Regions from separate parts of the Homo sapiens genome. Here region 2 is linked to region 1. A link is a loop called in an ENCODE intact Hi-C map of the cell type or tissue named here. Cell type or tissue: heart right ventricle. All regions are shown on one strand. Links, peaks and the distances in the headings refer to the core of each region. The heading gives the core; the rest is flanking DNA. Region 1 holds the start of CBR3-AS1 (CBR3 antisense RNA 1). Region 2 overlaps DOP1B (DOP1 leucine zipper like protein B).

Evidence for each region. Peaks named below come from ENCODE experiments on the same cell type or tissue, not always from the same donor. Only the 100,000 strongest peaks of a DNase experiment are listed, where the experiment ranks them.
Region 2: it touches region 1 in a loop (2.1-fold over the local background); 3 of 110 quality-filtered maps call a loop at or near these places.

Annotation. Positions count from the first base shown.
Region 1 is chr21:36,148,369-36,156,331 of GRCh38, forward strand. CBR3-AS1 (CBR3 antisense RNA 1) reads right to left here and starts at 7,940. Exons shown (of 3, transcript NR_038893.1): 1 at 7,849-7,940. RefSeq lists enhancers at 6,982-7,649, 7,650-7,963, 7,701-7,750, 7,831-7,890. In heart right ventricle, for the core only: a CTCF peak has its summit at 4,827 (motif pointing right); no DNase peak of the experiment used is centred there; H3K27ac peaks cover 216 bases.
Region 2 is chr21:36,231,042-36,241,022 of GRCh38, forward strand. DOP1B (DOP1 leucine zipper like protein B) reads left to right here. Exons shown (of 37, transcript NM_001320714.2): 14 at 1-93; 15 at 1,763-2,034; 16 at 6,221-6,373; 17 at 7,560-7,660; 18 at 8,724-8,914. Among named protein-coding and RNA genes, the nearest start is that of DOP1B, 79 kb to the left of the region's middle. RefSeq lists an enhancer at 8,898-9,397. In heart right ventricle, for the core only: no CTCF peak of the experiment used is centred there; no DNase peak of the experiment used is centred there; H3K27ac peaks cover 1,409 bases.

The DNA of each region.
Region 1 (7,963 bases), core at 3,492-5,991:
TACAGGCATGTGCCATCATGCCCAAATAATTTAATTTTTGGTAGAGACAGGGTCTCACTATGTTTCCCAGGTTGGTCTAGCACTCCTGAACTAAAGTGATCCTCGCTCCTTTGCCTCTCAAAACGCTGGGATTCCAGACATGAGCCACCGCACCCACCCTCTTTCATAATTTTTTTTTTTTTTTCAGACAGAGTCTTGCTCGGTCGCCTGGCTGGAGTGCAGTGGTGCCGTCTTGGCTCACTGCAGCCTCCACCTCCCAGGTTCAAGCAATTCTCCTGCCTCAGCCTCCTGAGTAGAGTGGCTGGGATTACAGGCGTGCACCACCATGCCTGGCTAATTTTTGTATTTTTAGTGGAGATGGGGTTTCGCCATGTAGGCCAGGCTGGTCTTGAACTCCTGACCTCAGGTGATCTGCCTGCCTTGGCCTTGCAAAGTGCTGGGATTACAGGAGTGAGCCAAAGCCTCTTTTATAATCATTATGACAATAGGTGAGTTCACATTCTCTGCTTTCAAATGGGATTGGTTTTGCAACAGGCCTCCTGGCTTCTGGTTACACCTTGTAGAAAAAAGTCTTGGAGAGCAAGGAGTCTTCTGAAATAGAAGAAATGTACTCGCAAAGGCTTGCAAGAGTGTCAAGGCTTCGGCAAGAAGGCTAATCACACAAAAAAATTCAGTGGAATTTACATTCCGGCTGGCCACAGTGGCTCAAGTCTCTGATCCCAGCACTTTGGGAGGCTGAGGCAGGAGGATCACCTGAGGTCAGGTGTTTGAAACCAGCCTGGGCAACACAGCAGGCCTCCATGTCTGCAAACAAATCAAACAAAACTTAGCCAGACATGGTGGCACACACCTGTAGTCCTAGCTACTTGGTAGGCTAAGGTGGAAGGATCAGTTGAACCCAGGAGTTCAAGGCTGCAGTGAGCTATGGTCGTGCCACTGCACTGCAGCATTCTGGGTGACACAGCCAGACCCTGTCTCTACTTAAAAAGAAAACGAATCCATTGAAAGATGGAAAAAAACCAAAGGGAAATAACTACAAATTTGCCAAGGTTACCAAGTTTATGATAGGCTGCTCACTGTGTGAAATTAGAAATGTTGTCACTTGATTATCAAACCCACAAATGTCACATCATATCCCCTGACATAGGTAAGCACTGCAGTCATAAGAGATAATGCCGTTTTTCCTTAGGGAATCAGTAAAGTATGGGAATGCTCAAGTTTCTTTTATTTGGGGGAACTGAACTGCACAGGATGACCTGGTTATTTCTGGTTCATCACAGTATGTAGCTATTTGTTTTTCTTAACTCTCTGATTTACAATGGCAGCACCTCAAAGTGTCAGTTTAACTCTCACAGCCTGCACCCACTTTTTCATCCACTTGGGGTAGGGGGAAGTCTGAATCCCACCTAGACTGCATTTAACATCTTGAGGCCAGATGGAGTGGCTCATGCCTATAATCCCAGCATTTTGGGAGGCCAAGGCAGGCGGGTTGCTTGAGCCCAGAAGTTTGAGACCAGCCTGGACAACATAGCGAGACCCCTCTCTACAAAAATTCAAAAAGATCAGGCAGACGAGGTGCACACCTGTAGTCCCAGCTACTCAGAGGCTGAGGTTGGGAGGATCACTTCAACCTGGGAGGTCAAGGCTGCAGTGAGCCATGATTGCGCCACTGCACTTCAGCCTGAGTGACAGGACAAGACCCTGTCTCAAAAAAAAGCCTAAAACAACAACAAAAACTTCCTTTAGCCTATTTGTATGTCACTGATTAAATCCAACATGCTCTTATGGTATTCATCTCAGGCTACAGCTCCTAAGACATTTTAATGTCTCCTTTCCTGGCTCTAAAAACAATTTAATGGCTTTCAATCAGCTTCCCGAGTATCTTTTGTACTCTCGCCTCCCTCTGCAGCCAAACTCCAGTCCTGCTAATGCCGGGCAATAGCCCAGGAACCACAGAGCACTTCAGGCTCTGCCTGACAAAGTTACAGACAGGAAGTTCAGAAGAAATGAGCCAGTCCCTTTTATTTCTTCTTCCTCTTTTGTCTCTAACCAATCCTTTTTGGATAAGTGTGTAACCCACTTCCTCTTTTGTCTCTAGCCAATCCTTTTAGGATAAGCATGTAGCTCATTTGGATGACCCTTAACTGTCAACTGCTGGTCAGAATGACATTTCTCATTCTTAGAGAAGGGCTGCCATTAGCCCTTATTGGATGGTCTGCCCAGCACCCTCTTCCAAAATATGATCTCCTGCCCTCCCCTGCCCCCTGCTTCCTTCCCATGTTTGCAGCTGCAGCTGCCACAAGGTGACCTTGCCTCTGTTGACTGCTCCAGCTATAGGTTTTTCCTCTAAAAAGAACCAGCTGGATTGGATCAGAGTTGTTACTGTGCATCTCACCCCCTGTGCCTGAGGAGCAGAGGGAGCCAGCCATTGCCAGAGAAAGAGGCCAACCATCAAGAGGAGCATTTAAGCCAGGTGTGGTGGCTCCTGCCAGCACAATCCCAGCACTTTGGGAGATCAAGGCAGGTGGATGGCTTGCGCTCATGAGTTTGAGAACAGCCTGGGTAACATGGTGATACCCTGTCTCTACAGAATAATACAAAAATTAGCCAGGTGTGGCAGTACATGCCTGTAGTCCCAGCTACTTGGGGAGCTGGGGCAGGAGGATTGCTTGAGCCTGGGAGGTGTTTACAGTGAGCCGTGTTTGTATCAGTACACTCCAGCCTGGATGACAAAGCGAGACCCTGTCTTGGGGAAAAAAAAAAAAAAAAAGAAAAGAAAAGAAGTGGCCCAAAGAGAAACTCCCTTCCCTGTCCTCAGATCATTCCTGAAATCTTGAATTCTCAGAGATGCTCCAAGATACCCTTGTATCCTTAAAATATATTTTCTTTTTCATAAGCTATATTGAATTGGGTAGTTGTTGCTTGCAATCAAAAGGAACCTAACTAATAGAAGTGCATTAACATGTTTTATAGTATTGTGAAAGGAAAATAAATCTTGGGGCCCCAAAATCACTAAGCTAAAGGGAAGAGTTAAGCTGGGAACTGCTTAGGGCAAACTTGCCTTCCATTCTATTCAAAGTCACCACTCTGCTCACTGAGATAAATGCATATCTGATTGCCTCATTTGGAGAGGCTCATCAGAAACTCAAAAGAATGCAACCATTTTTCTCTTACCTACCTATGACCTGGAAGTCCCCTCCAGGCTTCCAGCTGTCCTGCCTTCACCTGGAGCTGTCCCACCTTTCTGGATTGGCCCAATGTACATCTTACACATATTGATTGATGTCTCATGTCTCCCTAAAATGTATAAAACCAAGCTGTGCCCTGACCACCTTGGGCAGAAGTTCTCAGAACCTCCTGAGGCTGTGTCATGGTTGCCCATCCTCAACCTTGGCAAAATAAACTTTCTAAATTAACTGAGACCTGCCTCCGATGTTGGGGGTTCACCCTATGCTGTAGGAAAAAAAACAATTGGGCTTGGAATCAAAAGGAGAAAAAAATCATGAATTGAGAACCTATGGCAAATTAGACCATATGTCCTGCTTAATGCTTTCCCAACATGGTTTTAGGTAATTCTGACTATAGTCCTTTGCCTTAGTTCATTTTGTGTTACTATAATGGAATATCACAAACTAGGTAATTTATAAAGAAAGTAAATTTGCCTGTGCACAGTAGCTCATGCCAATAATCCTATAACTTTGGGAAGCCAAAGTGGGAGCATCACTTAAGGCCAGGAGTTCAATGCCAGCCTGGGCAACATAGAGAAACCCTATCTCTACAAAAAATAAAAATTGACCAAGTGTGATCATGCTCACCTTTAGTTCTACCTACTTGGTAAGTTGAGGTGGGAGTATCACTTGTGCCCAGGAGTTTATGGCTGCAGTGAGCTATGATCATGCCACTTCACTCCAGCCTAAGCAACAGAGACTCTGTCACTTGTCTCAAAAAAAAAAAAAAAAAAAAAGTAAGTTTATTTCTCACAATTCTGGAGGCTGGGAAGTCCAAAAGCATGGCACTAGCATCTGGCAAGGGCCTGCTTGTGTGTTCTACCATGGCAGAAGGCAGAAGGGCAAGAGAATGCTCACAAGGTGCAAACTAAACTCATCCTTCTATCAGGAATCCACTCCCCTGATAAAGGTATTAATCCATTTATGAGGGCAGAGTCTTCACTCATGATCTTAAAGGTTCCACTTTGCAACACTGTTGCCTTGGGGATTATGTTTCTAACACATGACTTTAGGGGACACATTGAAACCACTGTATCCTTTAAGGTAGGAATCAATGTCATATTTGTCATATTTCGAACGAAGAAATAAAGGTTTGGAGAGGTTAATTAACTTGCCCAAGATCTCAGAGCTAAAGCCAGGATCATATCTAGGACTGACTACAAAGTCCTGTGGTCTCCAGTGCTTGGCAGGTCCAGCTTCACTGATGAGTCTAGAGAGTAGTAACTCTCTTGGTGTAAGAACTAAGGGAGATGATACATTAAATCTAAGTGTAAATTAGATTATGCTTAAAGTATAAGTCATATGGTTATTATTAATAGATCCCCAAGTTAGCCTATATGTGAACTTTTCCATAGAGAAATGAAGCATGGTTTCAATGCAGCATATTTTAAATGGATTATCTCATACAATGTGTTTTTTGTTTGTTTTATATTGTTTTTGTTGTTTTCTGAGACAGAGTCTTACTCTGTTGCCCAGGATGGAGTGCAGTGACATGATCTCAGCTCACTGCAACCTCCAACTCCCGGGTTCAAGTGATCCTCCTGCCTCAGCCTCCCAAGTACCTGGGAGTACAGGTGCATGCCATCACACCTGGCTAATACAATGTGTTTTTTTTAGACACCAGAGGGAGCCAGTGGTTCTTTCCACATCAGCTTTTCTGTGAAACATTTTTCTTTTTTTTGAAATGGAGTTTCACTCTTGTTGCCCAGGCTGGAGTGCAGTGGCGCCACCTCAGCTCACCGCAACCTCCCCCTCCTGGGTTCAAGTGATTCTCCTGCCTCAGCCTCCCGAGTAGCTGGGATTACAGGCATGAGCCACCAGGCCCAGCCTTGTGATAGATTTTTCTAGACTGTTGCATGTGTGGTACACCCACATACAATATCAGCTTTAGACTCAACCCTTTGACTTTGCCTTCACCTACTGAACAGCAACAAGGATTGTGACAGACCAAGAATCTGAAGAAGGATGCAGTGTGGAGACGAAACAGGTGTCAATGACAAAGGTTTAGTTGTTATTTCAAGTCAACTGCAAAGTGGATGCGGTATCAAGTATAGAAACTGCACAGGACTTCTCCACTAAGAACATGGGGAGGGCAAAGGGAATGGATGTTTTGAGAAAGGAGGCAGAAGCCAACAGAGAACAGTGGTTATTACCAAGATGGGTGGAGTAGAAGTTAGTTTATAGAAGACATTGGCTTAGGCCTGGTGCGGTGGCTCACGCCTGTAATCCCAGCAATTTGGGAGGCCGAGGCTGGCAGATTACTTGAGGGCAAGAGTTCAAGACCAGCCTGACCAACATGGTGAAACCCCATCTCTACTAAAAATACAAAAAATTAGCTGGGCATGGTGGCGCACAGCTGTAATCCCAGCTACTCAGGAGGCTGAGGCAGAAAAATCGCTTGAACCTGGGAGGCGGAGGTTGTAGTGAGCCAAGATCACACCACTGCACTCCAGCCTGGGCAACAGAGCTAGACTCCATCTCAAAAAAAAAAAAAAAGAAAGAAAAAAGAAGACACTGGCTTAGAGGGTCACCAATATCTGCATATCAAAACTAAGAATGAATTTACTTGGCCAATCTCTCTACTGGGTGATCAGCCTGAGCCAGATAATGCAGTGGGTTCTGATTTATAATGCCTTCTTTACTGTCAAGAGGGGTAAGGATTAAAGTTCCGGTTTAAATTAAAGTTGAAATGCTTTACTTGGTTTGAGTATTATTATGAAAGGACCCTGACCGTTTCTGCATGTCTTAAACTGATGAAAGTAGCTAAGTAGACTTTTAAGTTGTGACAAGACAACTTGATCCAAGAAAACATATTTCTTGTCAGAATATGCAATTTTTTTTTTTTTTTTGAGATGGAGTCTCACTCTGTCACTCAGGCTGGAGTGCAGTGGTGTGATCAAGGCTCACTGCAACCTCTGTCTCCCAGGTTCAAGCAATCCTCCTGTCTCAGCCTCCCCAGTAGCTGGGACTACAGGTGCACACCACTACACCCAGCTAATTTTTGTATTTTTAGTAGAGACAGGGTTTCACTATATTGGTCGGGCTGGTCTCGAACTCCTGACCTCAGGTGATCCACCTGCCTCGGCCTCCCAAAGTGCTGGGATTACAGGCGTGAGCCACTGCGCTCGGCCAGAATACTCAAATCTCAATGTTGTACATTTACTGTCAATCCTGTCAGTATCAGTATATTGTATACAGTATACAGTAATTGACAGTATACTGTCAATTATAAATTGAGTTTTTTAAATTATGATTTACAAATGAATTTGTCAAAATTAAATTAAACCCCCCCACACGCACACACACCTGGAATCCTTTACAGATAGGTGGTATATGAATACAAGGCACAGATTGTATGTGCATGGTGGCTTTGGCACAAACAGACTACTTCTTTTTTCAATGTTAAGTGTAAAGCAGTTCTTTCATCTCTGTTCAGTGCAGTGTTGAGTGTGACTAGGATTTGAAGAACCTAAAAAAAAAAAAAACTCACCTGCTTGCCATCTTCTTGTTTTTTTTTTGTTGTTTTTTGGTTTTTGCTGGTTTTGTTTGCTGCTTTTGTAAAACCAGTTTATCATATTCTCATTAGGAAATCAATTTTCATGAAATTAATTTTTTTTCCTGCTAACTATGGCTCAATCTTTTCGTTTCTCTCTGCTTCTATCTTAAGACCATTCCTCAAATTGACCATGAGAGGATTTACATCTGGGGCACTTGGTATATGCCAAATGGAGACAAAATCAGAATCAGCAGCCTGGCTGGGCCACAGGTCCAGCATCCCAAGCTATTAAAATATTCTTAGTGTTTCCAGGGAAGTGATAGATCCACTTTGGAAGCTGATAATATACCCCTCCCCTAGAAACATGCATATACACAAAGTGTTCTAAACAACTTCCAGGTGCTCATGACCTCCCCCACCTCCCAAGCTCATTGACCACTGCCTCGCCTTCACGAACTCCAGACCTGGTCTGAACATTTCTAAAGGACGCTCGGGAGTTAAAAGGAGCGAGGCCACTGCAGAAATGACAGCCTTCATCCACAAGTGGCCCACTTCGGGTTGGCTGGAGCCACAGCTGGGTGGGGACAGGGCCTGTGCTCAGGTGAGCACTGCCTACCGCGCACCCTCCAGGTGCGTCCTACCCTGAAGCGGTCGGACTGGACCGTCTAGGTCCCAGCGCTCGAGAGGATGGCAGGCAGGGGCTGGTGATTGTCTGGAGATATGAATGCTTTCTAAGGTTGACGTCAAGGTCTCCTTCCTGAGCCACAGTCCACGTGATAAGCTCTGTCCAGGTAGAAATGATCTCACCTCTCCTGTCGCCCAGGGTCGGAAACCTGAGGCCCGTGCGGGCTGGGGCAACTTAGCAGGGGTCCCAAGCCCGCCGCGCCCCCTGCGCCCCAAACGTGTGTGGAGGGCTTGGACGTGGTCCAGAGGGAAAAGATGGGGTGAACCAGGTGCCGCGCACCCTTCGAGGAGCCCCCGCTTCTCCGTTTCTGTGAGTGACTCCAAAGCACCTCCGAGGGCCGACACACGCGCGGACGACCTTGGGCGGGCACTGACCAATGTCCCCTTCCACTCGGTTGTGTCGGGGGTCCCCAGGTGAGGCGCGAACGCCGCCCCGCTCACCTGTACGAGGCCTTTCCCGGAGCAGCCCGGCTACGAAGCGACACCCATGGCGGAGAAGCTAAGGAAGACTCCCGCTCCCTCACACCGCGGCTGAGGCGACTGAACCGCCCCAGTA
Region 2 (9,981 bases), core at 2,950-5,449, 82 kb after region 1:
CCTGCCACCTGCTGCTGGATTGTGCCACTTTCCCTGTCTACCTGTCCGAGGAAGAGACCGAGCAGCTCTGTGCAACGCTCTTCCAGCTGCCAGGTGAGAGGCAGCCCTGCCGAAGTCCCTCTTTGGGAATCATACGATGAGGCGATTGACGTGGGTGGAATATCCCCTATCCACAATGCTAGGGACCAAATGTATTTTGGATTTCGGACTTTTTTCAGATTTTTGGAATATTTGCCTTACACTTACCGATTCAGCATTCCTAATCCAGAAATCCAAAATCCAAGAGCTCCAGTGACTGTTTCCTTCGAGCATCATGTCAGTGCTAATAAGGTTTCAGGTTTTGGATTTGGAATTTTCAGATTAGAGATTCTCAACCTATATTTAAAGACTAGCTCAAATTGTGTAAGCCAAGAAGGTGCTATTGGCCTCATTTGTTCCCTTCCTCATTTGTAATTAGTACATTTTTGACTTGTGTCTCACCACATGGCAAAGTGGTAAGGGTGGGGCCTATGTTTTTAAACCCTGGGTGTCCAGCACAGCCCATCAGAAGACCTAGAACATGAGTGGCATTCAGTGATAGTAAATAGACTATTTCATGATGCCTGTTGATAAAGTTTTTTTTGTGTTGGGTTTTTTTGTTTTTTTTTTTTTTTTGAGACAGGGTCTGGCTCTGTTGCCCAGGCTGGAGTGTGGTGACACCAACTCAGCTCACTGCAACCTCCGCCTCCTGGGTTCAAGTGATTCTTCTGCCTCAGCTTCCCCAGTAGCTGGGACTACAGGCACGTGCCACTACGCCCAGCTAATTTTTTTTTTTTTTTTTTTTGAGACAGCGTCTTGCTCTGTCGCCAGGCTGGAGTGCAGTGGCGCGATCTTGGCTCACTACAGCCTCCGCCTCCCGGGTTCAAGTGATTCTCCTACCTCAGCCTCCCAAGTATCTGGGGTTACAGGCACACGCCACCACACCCAGCTAATTTTTGTATTTTTAGTAGAGACAGGGTTTCACCATGTTGGCCAGGATGGTCTCAATCTTTTGACCTCGCGATCCACCCGCCTAGGCCTCCCAAAGTGCTGGGGTTACAGGCGTGAGCCACTGCACCTGGCCCCCTAATTTTCATATTTTTAGTAGAGATGGGGTTTCACCATGTTGGCCAGGCTGGTCTCAAACTCCTGGCCTCATATGATCTGCCCGCCTTGGCCTCCCAAAGTGCTGGGATTACAGGCATGAGCCACCGTGCCTGGCCAATATTTTATATATTGGTTTGCTAGGGCTCCTCTAACAAAGTACCATAAACTGAGAAATTTGTCTCATAGTTCTGGAAGCCAGAAGTCCAAGATCAAGGTGTCAGCAGAGCCATACTCCTCCTCTGAGACCCTGGATGGAATACTTTTTGGCCTCTTCAGCTTCTGGTGCTGGCCGGCAACCCTTGGAGGGCTCCTCACCTTGCAGCTGCATCAGTCCCGTCTCTGCCTTTGTCTTCACAGGGTGTCCTCTGTATGTCCTGTCTTCCCTTGACATGTCCCTCTTACAAGGACACCAGTCATATTGGATTAGGGCCCACCCTAACAACCTCATCTTAATTTGATTACCTCTGTAAGGACCTTATTTCCAAATAAGTCTCACCAGCGGGAGGTTAGCGCACTGCTGTCCAGGTGGATTTCTCAGGTAACTTCCCAGATCTAGGGTGCTGTAGAATCTGCAGACTGGGGACCCATTCTCACGTGGTTCTGCTTGTTTCTGCCTCTCCGGCTGGCTTCCTTTCAGGAGCCGGTGATTCCAGTTTTCCATCTTGGCTGAAGTCCCTCATGACTATTTGCTGCTGTGTGACTGACTGCTACCTCCAGAACGTGGCCATTTCCACTCTGCTGGAAGTGATAAACCATTCCCAGTCCCTGGCGCTTGTCATTGAAGACAAGATGAAACGCTATAAGAGCTCTGGACACAACCCTTTTTTTGGCAAGCTGCAGATGGTGACGGTTCCTCCCATTGCTCCAGGGATATTGAAAGTCATTGCAGAGAAAACAGATTTCTATCAGGTATTTCCCACTGGGAACACTCTTCTTATGGCCTCCTTCTCCCCCTGAGCAAAACTCAGAACCGTATTGCTGGGGATGGGGGCAGTGGCCCACTTCTCTGAGAGTGATATTCTATAGGGCACTGGGCAGAGGCAGTAGCCTTTGGTCTTCCTCTCCCAGCATGTAACTTTCACCCTCCAGGAAAGCTACAGTGAGAGCAACTGGGGCCCCAGTATTCTGGGCCTGCCAGGACTGAGTGGAACCCCTGCCTGGGAGTGGGGTCTGGGTGGAGGCAGGGAGCCCATGACTCCTCCACTGCACTCACCTGGATTTAGCCTCTGCCACATCCAGCAGAGGGGTGGGAAGGTGACGTGCTGGTGGCCTGCCCCTCCCAGGAGGTGCAAAAGCCCTTGACTGGGAGCTGGGGAAAGAGAGCACCCTTTTGCTTGGCCACATGCACCAGAGTGGATAGTGACGTTTCCATGGAGCTAAGCTGGGGAAGGAAGGAGATGATGAGCAGGTCATGGCTCAAGTGCCATGACTCTTGCTGCTTTGACCGAAATGTCGTAGGTTTTCCGGAATAAATGTTTCTTTATTTCCTGAATGTCCTTTGGATAATTTCCAGACTCTAAATGGTTGGTTGTTGTTGGTTTTAAAATAATTTTCACCAGTTATGGTTGTGTTGCTTGGGAGAGGGTCTGTCTGTGGAACTCCTCACACCGCTCAGCTTTGGTTCCATGTGGGACACCATCTACGGTGTCAGGTCCTGGGGGAGCTTTTACTTAATTGCTCATTGACTTTTTTTGTTGTTGTTGTTGAGACGGAGTCCCGCTCTGTCACCCAGGCTGGAGTGCAGTGGCACGATCTCGGCTCACTGCAACCTCTGCCTCCCATGTTCAAGCAATTCTCCTGCCTCAGCCTCCCGAGTAGCTGGGACTACAGGCACCTGCCACCACACCTGGCTAATTTTTGTATTTTTAGTAGAGATGGGGTTTTACCGCATTGGCCAGGCTGGTCTCAAACTCCTGACCTCAGGAGTTTGGGAGGCCCGCCTCAGCCTCCCAAAGTGCCAGAATTATAGGTGTGAGCCACCGTGCCCAGCTGCTTATTGACTTTTGTACCACATTTCTTCTTCCTGCTAGAGTTGAGTCACATTAGATCTTGAATAGACAGAACTTGAAACCAGGACTGGAACCGCTATAAGCAGCAGTGATTAAGCAAGTGTCATCTTGGCCCTACATAGATCAGAGATCAGAAAATTTGGCATATTTACACTATATATAGGCACAGGGGAGAAAAAAGAAGAAAGAATTGAGATCATGAATCTTTGGAAAGGTACTCATAGAATAAAAGTGGCAGCATTAAATACATTCCTTTTATTTTGGGGCAGTGAGGGAAGCTTTTCCAAGTTCTTACTGAAGCCTTGATTTTTACTTTCATTTTCATGTAGTACATATTCAAGTACTTACCATTTGCCTGGCACTAGAGCATACTTTTCTTTTTTTTTTTTCCTTGAGACAGAGTCTTGCTCTGTTGCCCAGGCTGGAGTGCAATGGCATGATCTTGGCCTCTGCCTCCTGAATTCAAGCGATTCCCCTGCCTCAGCTTCCCTGGTAGCTGGGACTACAGATGTGCGCCCTCACACCTGGCTAATTTTTGTATTTTTAGTAGAGACGGGGTTTTACCATATTGGCCACGCTGGTCTCAAACTCCTGACTTCAAGTGATCCTCCCACCTCAGCCTCCCAAAGTGCCTTACAGGCGTGAGCCACCGCACCCGGCCAAGAGCATACTTTTTTTATTGACATGTAATATTGTATATATATATGGGTACAATTTGATATTCTGACACATTTATACATTGTATGATGATCAAATCATGGTAATTAGCATACCCATCACCTTAAGCATTTATCATTTCTTTGTTGTGAAAACATTCAGAACCCTCTCTTCTAGCAATTTGAAATACACAATGCATTATTGTTAGCAGTAGTCACCCTACTGTGCAGTAGAGTACCAAGATTTATTCCTTGGAGCACACTTTTATGTACTGTACAGTTCTTGAGAGTTGAGGACAGCGGCAGCTAGTGCCTGTCCCTGTTGCAGATGCTGGAACTAGAGACACAGCAACCTTACCCATAGCCAGGACGTGCCCCCAATTCTCAGACTCCAGACAGGGCTGTTGTCTGATCTTTCAGCCTTTTTTTAATCCTGCGGGAACAGCTCACATACCAGAGTTCCTGCTTCCCACAGTGCAAACAAGAAAAGGTCAGATAGCCCAAGGGTGCCCTGACCTTTCTTATCAGGTAGTGTTGGCAGATTTCAGATAACTAAGACAACACCCAGAACAGAGGAGTAGAGTAAGGTTTAAACATGTGAAGGAAGGCCCGGCTCGGTGGCTCACGCCTGTAATCCCAGCATCCAGCACTTTAGGAGGCTGAGGGCTGCTTGCTTGAGCTCAGGAGTTCGAGACCAGTCTGGCCAACACGGCAAAATCCCATGTCTAAAAAAAAAAAATACAAAAATTAACCTGGCATGGTGGCACACACCTGTAGTCCCAGCTACTTGGGAGGCTGAGGTGGGAGGATCACTTGAGCCAAGGAGGCAGAGGTTGCAGTGAGTTGACATCGTGCCACTGCACTCCAGCCTGGGGCACATAGTGAGACCCTGCCTCAAAAAAATATATATGAGGGAGTAGGTATGGATTTGTGATCGGCATCAACTCTCAAAAACCTTGCAAAAAAATTTTTTAAACCTTCCGGAAGGGAGTCTCTTGCATATATATTTGCCATAGTGACAGCAAGGAAGTCGGGGGGGGGGCGGTCTACGTAGTCAAAAAGTTATATATCAGAATTCAATTGTAATGTGATTGTTGGAAATCACTTTCCCTTAGAGAAAAAGTAACAAAATAATGGTTAGGAGTTTGAGCCAGTCAGTGGTTAACTTGATCTATGCAGAGAAAGACGGTTTTGTTGAGTAGAAATAAATGGGCCAAAGAAGTTATTTGATCTAAGTTATGCCTAAAATACTCCAGTCTATGAGATATAAACTTCATATAGTCTATGAAGTATAAGAATGTCTTTAGAAATTTAGAAATTTCCCTCCCGGAAGTGGGGACCAGCCCTCCTTCTGGGTCTCACCCTTGTTGGGGCAGGCACACTGGCTCCTGCTCCCTGCCACTTGGCAAGGGGCTGTAGCCCTTTGCAGACCATGCATGTTTAATGAGCTCAGTTCAGGGCTGGGAAGATGGAGGACACGATTTGGGGGTATAATAGTGTTTTGAAAGTGAGGCAGGCACCTGCCACAGCGTTGTGCAGGGAAAAGGGAAGAGTCAAGTTAGTGGAATTAAAGCTGGTAGGCGTGGCTCTTTATCCATGCTGCGTGGTAACCAATTCGAGCAGACCCCAGAGGTGACCAAGTGCTGTGGAGCTGAACCCCAGAATGAGTGATCTTGACAACCACTGTAAATTCACCAAACTCCCCAGAGGGTACATCTGTGCATTCCCCAGTGCCTGCTCGGCACCTGCCTGTTGAAAGAATGCTTCAACCCCTTTGGTCCAGTTTCCAGTTAATTCTCTTTCTGAAAGTAATGTTGAGGTTGAGGCAAGAGCTGCAGTGTTCTTAGTCGGCCAGAAACCTCCAGGTTTGACCTCCTATAACATTGCCTGCTGCCTGGATGACTTTGGTGGGTTTTTCCTTTTTTTCTTTTTTCTTTTTCTTTTTCTTTTTTTTTTTTTTTTTGAGACAGAGTCTCACTCTATTGCCCAGGCTGGAGTGTAGTTGCATGATCTCAGGATCTCAGCTCACTGCAACCTCCGCCTCCTGGATTCAAGTGATTCTCCTGCCTCACCCTCCCAAGTAGCTGGGATTACAGGTGCCCGCCGCCACACCTGGCTAATTTTTGTATTTTTAGTAGAGTTGGGGTTTTGCCATGTTGACCAGGCTGGTCTTGAACTCCTGACCTCAGGTGATCTGCCCCACTTCGACCTCCCAAAGTGCTGGGATTACAGGCATGAGCCACCGCTCCCAGCCTTTGGTAGGTTTCTTGCTTTATTTGTTGGTGATTTGTCTCTGAGCATGGAGGATTCTCACATGGCAAGTATAGGTGAGATCCAGTATGTCGGGGCTGGGACTGACTGAGTGAGGATGTGAGCGGATGTTGCCTGTGTTGACCTGGTCCCCCACCGCCTGCCTTTTCCTTGTCCCAGAGGGTGGCTCGTGTGCTTTGGAATCAGCTGAACAAAGAGACCCGGGAGCATCACGTCACCTGCGTAGAATTGTTCTACCGGCTGCACTGCCTGGCCCCTACGGCCAACATCTGCGAGGACATCATCTGCCATGCCCTCCTGGACCCTGACAAGGTGAGCCTTTCTGGCCGCCACCTCCATCCTGCAGCACCCCGGCCCCTGCTGTACGTGCCCTTAGCCAACTGACATCCATTCGGTCGAAGTCTTTCTGGGGCTGAGTGGACATCGTGATTAATAAAATAAGCAGAGGTGTTCTAGGATTTCAGTACTGGAAGGCCACTAGAAGCATGAGCCATTCTTTTTACAGCCCTGGAAATGTGGTTTGTGACCATATTGAGGCTCACCAGGGAAACCTGCCCAAACTTGCTGGAAGGACTTGCAGGGCTTCTGCAGGTGTTGGCAAAATAGGCAGTTGTAGGGAATTTATTGTCCCTTTAAGAACTTATTGAAGCAGGGCGTGGTGGCTCACACCCGTAATCCCAGCATTTTGGGAGGCTGAGGTGGGAGAAATTGAGGCCAGGAGTTCAAGACCTGCCTGGGCAACATAGTGAGATCCATCTCTACCAAAAATAAATAAATAAATAAGGCCAGGTGCAGTGACTCACGCCTGTAATTCCAGCACTTTGGGAGGCCAAAGCAGGCGGATCACCTGAGGTCAGGAGTTTGAGACCAGCCTGGGCAACATGGTGAAACCCTGTCTGTACTAAAAATACAATATTAGCCGGGCATGGTGGCACATGCCTGTAATCCCAGCTACTCGGGAGGCTGAGGCAGGAGAACCACTTGAATCTGGGAGGCGGAGGTTGCGGTGAGCCGAGATCGCGCCACTGCACTCTGGTTTGGGTGACAGAGCAAGACTCCGTCTCAAAAAATAAATAAATAAAAATAATAATAAACCAATTTTTTTAAAAGAATATATTTTATTGAGAATTTATCGTCCTGGGTCTCCTTTCCAGTCTGTTGTGTCTCCTCGTTCTTTAAGACACTTGGGCCTGACACTTGCAAGGAAGCCATGCTCCTTTGTGTTTTCCTTTGGCTGCAGACCACAGGGGTGACCCTGGACTCTAATACTGAGTTCTGAATGTGCCGCTGTGTTAAAGTGAACAATCAGAGAGAGAGGATGCAGGTTCTCCTTTTCCTTCTGGCCGAATCAGTCAAAGGAGAATGCAGCGTCTTTGCTGTGGTTGCTGTCAGTTCTGCTGAAGTCTTTGATCTATTGTTTAAATGGGGTTTATGGTGACTGAAGACAGTGGTCAGTTACAAAACCAAGTTCCTCACTCCCATGTATCTCCTCATCAAGGGAACAAGGCTGGAAGCTCTGTTTAGATTTTCCGTGATCTGGCATCTGACAAGAGAGATCCAAGGCAGTCGAGTAACATCTCACAATCGCTCCTTTGATAGGTGAGGCGGCCTTCGTTATGATCTACCGTTAACTCACGAGGAAACTCCACAGAGGTGCCTGCCCAACGTGTGGGGCTGGGGAGGGAGAGGAGCGTGCAGTTGAAAACATGAACCCATATGACCGGGTGTGGTGGCTCACGCCTGTAATCCCAGCCCTTTGGGAAGCCGAGGCGGGCAGATCACTTGAGGCCTGGAGTTAGAGACCAGCCTGGCCAACATGGTGAAACCCCATCTCTACCAAAAATACAAAAATTAGCTGGGCGTGGTGGTGGGCACCTGTAATCCCAGCTACTTGGGATGGTGAGGCAGTAGAATCACTTGAACCCGGGAGGCAAAGGTTGCAGTGAGCCGAGACTGCGCCACTCCACTCCAGCCTGGGTGACAAGAGCGAAACTCCATCTCAAACAAAGAAAAGCTGACCCCTGCACATGACCCCTCCGAGCACAGCCAGTGGTTCCCATAAACCCCTAAGTGAATTTAGGCCAGACACATGTGAACACATGTTAGGAATTTTCTTAATTTGGTTGGGATGTGAGGAATCCTGGCATGCCCCGGGATCACCTGTGCAGCTTTTACGGCATGCCCCTATGAGGGGACTTTGCAGGGAGGTCAGATGGCCTAGACCTCCCCTGGAGCAGTGACCATACTTGGTGTGTGTGCTTGTCCCATCACTGTCTCATGCTTAAGAGGTGAACTTGATTGCAGCCCATTGTATTCCACATTGTTTTTCCCGAGTGCCTCTGAAACTCTAGGTGTGAGGCCAGGCACTCGGCCTTAGAGACACCAGCTGATTCTGATGCCTGAGGCCCAGGCCCAGACTCAGATATATAACCCATTTGGGGTGAGGCCTGAGCATTGGGATTTTAAATGCTCCCACTGGTGATTCCAACGCGAAACCAAAGTTGAGTCCCCATTGTGCTCATCTACTTGGGTCTGGAAGTCCAGCTTGGGTGGAGGTCCTAGGGTACCTGTGTTGGGTGACGCCCTATGCCCAGTGTCTGCCACGGTGCCTGGCGCACAGGGGTGGCTGCGAGTGAACTCACTGGTGTGTTTCCCACTGCAGGTCCTTGTTTGTCGTGCTGGACAGCCTGGCCTGCACGGATGGTGCCATCGGTGCGGCAGCCCAGGGCTGGCTGGTGCGTGCGCTCTCCCTCGGGGACGTGGCTCGCATCCTCGAACCCGTGCTCCTGCTGCTGCTGCAGCCAAAAACCCAGAGAACCTCCATCCACTGCCTCAAGCAGGAGAACTCGGCCGGTGAGCAGCCTGCACAGGACCCGAGGGTGAGGGAGGAATGGGTGGGGGGACTGGACCTCAGCAGTGATAGCTGAGAGACTGAGGCCCACTAGGGGGTTTTGTTAGATGCAAATGGTACTTTGTAAATTGTGAGGACTTCGGCAATTTAAGGACCTAGTGATCTAGCATTTAGAACTATTAGGGAGTGGGTTTGCTGTTTTCACTGAAAAACCAGATTGTTTTGTTATTAAAAAAGGAAAGTTGGCCAGGCACGGTGGCTCACAACTGTAATCCTAGCATTTTGGGAGGCTGAGGCAGGTGGATCACCTGAGGTCAGGAGTTCAAGACCAGCCTGGCCAATATGGTGAAACCCCGTCTCTACTAAAAATACAAAAATTAGCCGGGCGTGGTGGTACATGCCTGTAATCCCAGCTACTCAGGAGGCTGAGGCAGGAGAATCTCTTGAACCCGGGAGGTAGAGATTGCAGTGAGCTGAGATGGTGCCACTGCACTCCAGCCTGGGTGACAGAGAGAGACTGTCATTCATAAATACATAAATAAATAAATAAAATAACTTATTTGTGAACCTTCAACTACAAGGTAAGTGGTTTATTTTCTATCTGTGCTCTAAGATTCTTTTAGACTATAAAATCTTGTTAATCAGATTATCAGAAATGAAGAAGAAATAAACCTTTCAGTTCAGAGAACTTCCAGAGGCATCTTTAACACAAACATAAAAGAATATAGGTAGAAATTAGGAAAGAAAAGAAAAACTAAATAAGCCTGATGAGTCAATTAAACTTCAGTGATTAATATCTAATGCATTTTATGAACTAACATTACTTCCTACAATAGCTGTATTTAATGACTTCACAATTTTCTAAGGGATGGTTTGCAAACTTTGAGTGAGTTTGTTTAGCTTGAGGCAGAAATTTAAAAATAATAATAAGAAGAAGTACTGCATTCATTCATTCCAAGAAAAGTAACAGACAAGGCTATAAGAAGGTTGTAGTGACCTAGTCTAAGAAGTAAAAACCAAGGCCCAGAATGTGGCAAGACAAGGGTTAAAAAGTAAAGAAGGGCTGGAC